2 separate regions of the Homo sapiens genome follow, and region 2 is linked to region 1. Evidence: chromatin loops called from intact Hi-C (ENCODE). Cell type or tissue: gastrocnemius medialis. All regions are shown on one strand.

Region 1 (2,500 bases):
GACAGCTGTTGTTTTTGTTGTTACTTTTGTATCAAGAAAAATGAAAAGGGTAGTTACAACCAAACATTCACCTCTATAGAAAACCAACACCCTGCATCGCCTCTACCCATCCTTCCAGTCACCTCACAGGATGCAGAATTGGGAAGGCCAGTTTCTAGATTCTCAGACCTCCTGAGCCCATTGACACCTTCCAAACACCCATGTGCCTCTCAGAAAATGGTCTTTTCCTACCGCCAAGTTGCAGCCTCTTCTTTAAAGAGACAGGACCACAATCTGCCAAGAAAGGAAGAAACTGAGGCACAGAATAACTTACCCTCAAGTCCCTGGGAAGTTGACGGCCAGGCAGGATTCACACTCCAACCTGGGGCTTGACCACGGGGTCTCCAAGAAGAGGAGCCCCTGCACCCCTCTCCTGGCTCCGCAGTGCCTACGAGGCAGGATAGGTGGGTTCCGAGGTCCAGCTCCCAGCTGAGCCCCAAGTTAGAGCAGCTCTGCTAAGAGGGGGACCCTCCATCCAGCTGTCCGGAAGAAGGCTCTGCCCAGAGTCCCAGCTGCCTCGGACCAATGAGCAGCTCCTCAGCAGTGAAGGAGGGAAGAGCCAAGTGGGGCTACTGGGGGGAAGTTTCTAAGTCTCACAGCTCTTCTGGCCCTGAGGACTCCAGTTTGCATGAGTCAAGCTTGGGGGTGGGGGGATTAGACAGGGGTGGAGCTGGGAGTCAACGAGTGACTGTGTTTGGTTTTCAAGACCCAAACCAGGCTGTTCCAAAACTGCCCCCTCAGAGGAACACAGAAACCCAACAGTTCACCCATCTCCATTTCACTGGTCCCTAATGAGGAGTCCCTGAATCTCCCCAGGCCCTAGGCCCTGCTCCAGGCCCCAGGGCCACCCTGCTATAAATAGCCCCTTGAGTTTCATCTGTTGCTGATCCGTAGCCACTTTTGGAGGAAGCCACCACAGCTGCTTTGAACAACTGGAAGCCACAACGGTAGCCAAGACGTGAGGTGTGGCCAGGAGCATGGGACCAGACCCAGGGAGCTGGAGAAAGACAATGGGCCATATTGATATGGGCTTGGCAGGGGGAACTGGGGAACCAAGGGGGGCCGGGAGCCTGCAAAGGTGCAGGGGTAAGCAGGACAAGCAGGACAGGAGACCTGGCTCCCCTTTCCCCACCGCCCTCTTCCAAACATTACAACACTCCACATTCCTCAGCCTCCCCACCCCAAAAAAAGCCAGTGAAGATAAATAAAAACTTGGCCCAAACAGAGTCTGGCCAGGCCGCCTCCAGAGGTGATAAGGCAAAGTCCAAGCCCGCTCTGCTCCACCGGGCGGGGAGGGGAGGGGAGGCATGGGGAGGAAGCCACCCTGGACAGTGACCCCAGTGCAGAGGATGGGGGACGAACAGCTGGGACTGTCATCCCCTGATGAATCACTGGGCTGCCCTCTCACTGACGGGGCTTCCTGTTTTCTGCAAAGTTTGGGGGCACGTGACCCTTGCTGGCGGACAGCAGACATGCACGGTGACACGTCTGAGTGTCGGTACACACAGACAGACAGAACTCAGAGAACAACAAATGGGCTGGGGCAGGGGCACGGCATGTCAGCAAACACACCCTACTGCTCCAGAAACACAGGTGACCTCACACGAGGCTAGAGATGGTGCCTTTGGAAGCATGCCTCATCACGTAGGCTTTTTACAAGCACAGTGGGAGTAACACAAGGCATCCGGTCATCCCTGGGCCTCCAATCTTCATGCTCATTCTCTCATTCAGCAAACATCCACCGAGTGCCACCAGCTGTGTGCCCAGCCATGTTCTAGACACCAGGGGACAAAGGAAGTGAAGTCCCTGACCTCAGAGAGCTTATATTTTACAGACCATGATACTCATCACCATACCCAGTGTGAGGAGTAGAGGTTCCGTCTCATTTGTCCATCTGTAAAATGGGCACTGCACAGTGCTCACATAATCTTCTGCCTACTCCGCGTGGAGCCCCTAGGGAAAACGACTACAGGACTTTACAAACCTTATAAAAAGGAAAATAAGCTCTCTGCCTGCCTGTAATCCTATTCTTTTCCTCTCCGGGGATCACAAATCACCTTACCCAAATGGCTTTGAACTTCTTCCTGGCTCCTCTCAAGACACAGGTTGATTACAGAACTTTTCATCCAACTCTCTAAACACCAAACAGAACTCTCCCCATCCTTACCTCCAAAACACAATCCTTCCTTTGCTGAAAGGGCACCATGAAAGGAAATTCGACAGCCTCCCAGACAGAGTGTCTTACTTTTCTCACTGTCAGGAATTTCCTCCTGGTATCTAACCCTCATCCTTCCTGCTGCAGATTCAGCCAACTCTTTTTGCCTTGGTCCTCATTGCAGGCAAGAGTGGATCACCACTCAGACACTACTGGGTGGCTCAAGGTCTATGACCCCAGGTTCTGTTATCTGCTGCCTTCTTCCCCGTCATGAGGCAAGGAGCACGAACCTCCAGCCTTGGGTGG
Region 2 (2,500 bases), 65 kb before region 1:
GTTCTCATACTGTCCATCACTGGCCGCCCGCCTCCGCAGAGGGGCTGGGGGCTCTGCAGGCTGCTTCTCCCGAGCCTGTACCCCTGGGAGGAAAGCAGGGTGTAGAGGACAATGAGCATTTTTGTGTAAGAAATGATCAATCGGCCTAATCCCATCAGAGAAGGCAGTGCCTCCTAGCTCAGAGGCCATGCTGGGGCTCGCCTGTCATCCCCCATTGTCTTCCCCTCAGCCCTCCTGGGTCCAACTCTGTTCACACCCCAGGTTTTCTCTGCAGGAGAGGGGATCTGCTTAGATTGGCTCAGACTTCACCAGGAATCTCTCCACACAGAGCTGAGACCAAGAACACAAAGGACTGATACAAGAAACAGATGTCAACTACTTCCAACCCCTGGAGGCGGAGGGCCAGAGCTTCCAGACAAGGGAGGGGAGGTGGAGGGAAAAGACAGTCTCCAAGGCAACTGCATCAACCAACCAGCAACATCAAGCCTGTGGGGAAGAACTCTTGGAAAGGGCTAAATTGCATCATCTTGCAAATGGTGCTCCCAAGGAGAAACAAAGACATGACTAAGCCTTGTTACGAAGTCCCCAGCCCCAGTTGGCCTCTGGGATATTTTTGGCTTTCTCTGGGGTTCCCCAACTTCATCCGGTGTACCGCTGAACCTCTTACCAACTCCCCTTATACTGGCCTCTTAGCTCCCCGCCCCCTTTTCCCTGCCCCAAAGATAGCGGCGGATCCCACCATGTCCCTCCCAGCTGAAGAGCAGACAGAGAGAAGTCGTGTGCTCCATCTGCTTTTCTGTACTTCCCATCCCAATCCCATTCCACAGGCCTGGGGATGCTGTTAATCTCACCCTCCTTCCTTCCCACTCCCTCTTCCCACAGCTGGGCTGAGGCACGGAATCCATTGCCTCATTGAGCTGGCTCCCAGAATCCTAGAAAACTCACTTCCTGGGTCCCAGAGGCCAAGACCCAGCCTGAAGCGTGGGCTTCTGGTCTTGACTCTCTTCTGGGAAGAGATTCCCCGCCCTGCTTTCACCACCACTAGGACTTAACAAAGGCCTCAGGTCACATGGGTCAGCGTGTGTGCACACACACTGCACACACACTGCCAGCCCCTAGGAATGTGCCAGTACAGCCAAGCAGAAATCACCCTCATTCAGACAGAAACATCTTCTGCCATCCACAGTGAGGACTGCATGTCCCCAGCCACGCCCCCCAGCACCCCCAGTCTGGCACAGCCACAAAGGCTGCCATAAACAGCGCCACCTGGGAAGCCTTCCTACTTGTCATGAACAGCAGGCTGCCGGCTGCCAAGCCTACGGGCAGACACACACTTACACTCACATAGGCACAGCCACTCTGAGACACGCCCTCATACTCTCCCATAATCAGGGGCTCCCATAATCGGGGGTGGGGGGCGCATCAGGAGAGCAGCAGGACTGGCATTTGCACATTAAATGCAGAAGGTACCGAGTGGTGCCCTGAGTCTCCGCTTTGGGCTTTTTATTAATCAGGGGCAGCCCTGCTGCCATCTCAGCTAAGAAAATAGCGCCCAGGATGGGGACAGTAAACTAGACTCTGACCTCACTCTGCCACTTACAAACTGTTCCACTTAAAGCAAACAAGCCCCACACCTTGAAGAGCCCTTATTCGCAGAACAGAAAAATAGGAGTCCCATTAGACCCAGCCAGGGGCTGCCAGGAGCATCTACCTGAAGGAAAGAAGGGCGTGGTTTTGGGAAGGGTGGGCAGCTTGCTGCAACCCTGCAGCAACCCCAGGCTCCCAGGCCTTAGCTCCCCGGAGCCCCCATCCCACTCAGGTCTCCTGGGCAGCTTGGACCAACACTGCCACTGATTTCATTCCTGGCAAAAACATTAGAGAGAAACAGACATAGCCATTGATTTTCTAACAATAATTGTGACAGAAGAAGCCCATTTGGGAGACGCTCTTGGGGTTTGGAACTCAGTTCAGCCCCAAGGTTAAAATAAATGCATTAGGGCTGGTCTCAGTTCCGGGCTCCTCTGCCCCCAGCAGCTCTTTCTGGCAGATCCCTCTGCCTTTTCAAGGGGTGGCCAGTTTCCCTGCTTGGGGATCTGACGTTTGCCATTAAAAAATAGATCTGTTTGCATTTGAGGCACCGAATCTCCTGGACAAACAAAGAACATTCTGCCCAACCTTCCCAAAGCTTTCTCCATGTTCAGGGGCCACAGATGCCTGCAGCAGCTTGGGGTGCAGGGGGCACCTGACATCCGTAGAGAATGTGAGATCCTGGCATGAGGCAGTCAGCCATCTGAGGGTGAGCTGCACCTTCCCAATCCTCTCTCCATCACCACCAGAATGGCACGTGGGAGCATGTTCTGACCAGAGGCAGGGAAATGGAGGGAATGACCTCCAAAGAGCTAAGGAGCTGCAGGGCAGTGCCTCCCTCTGCGGAAGGGTAAGACCCTGCATTCCACTCCCACGGGGCCAGCCCCTCCCCTGCAGAGCACCAATGGCCCCA

Evidence for each region. Hi-C counts contacts between places; a loop is a spot of excess contacts. Peaks named below come from ENCODE experiments on the same cell type or tissue, not always from the same donor. Only the 100,000 strongest peaks of a DNase experiment are listed, where the experiment ranks them.
Region 2: a loop joins it to region 1, with 3 times the contacts of the local background. A loop is called at or near these places in 2 of 110 quality-filtered maps.

What each region holds. Positions count from the first base shown.
Region 1 is chr2:217,901,397-217,903,896 of GRCh38, forward strand. The region is part of intron 6 of TNS1 (tensin 1); the gene reads right to left. Among named protein-coding and RNA genes, the nearest start is that of MIR6809, 2.0 kb to the left of the region's middle. In gastrocnemius medialis, no CTCF peak of the experiment used is centred here; DNase peaks (open chromatin) are centred at 695, 985 and 1,495; H3K4me3 peaks cover 797 bases; H3K27ac peaks cover 2,500 bases.
Region 2 is chr2:217,836,129-217,838,628 of GRCh38, forward strand. TNS1 (tensin 1) reads right to left here. Exons shown (of 33, transcript NM_001387777.1): 20 at 1-83. Among named protein-coding and RNA genes, the nearest start is that of SNORA115, 3.6 kb to the left of the region's middle. In gastrocnemius medialis, a CTCF peak has its summit at 1,261; DNase peaks (open chromatin) are centred at 543 and 1,173; H3K27ac peaks cover 2,500 bases.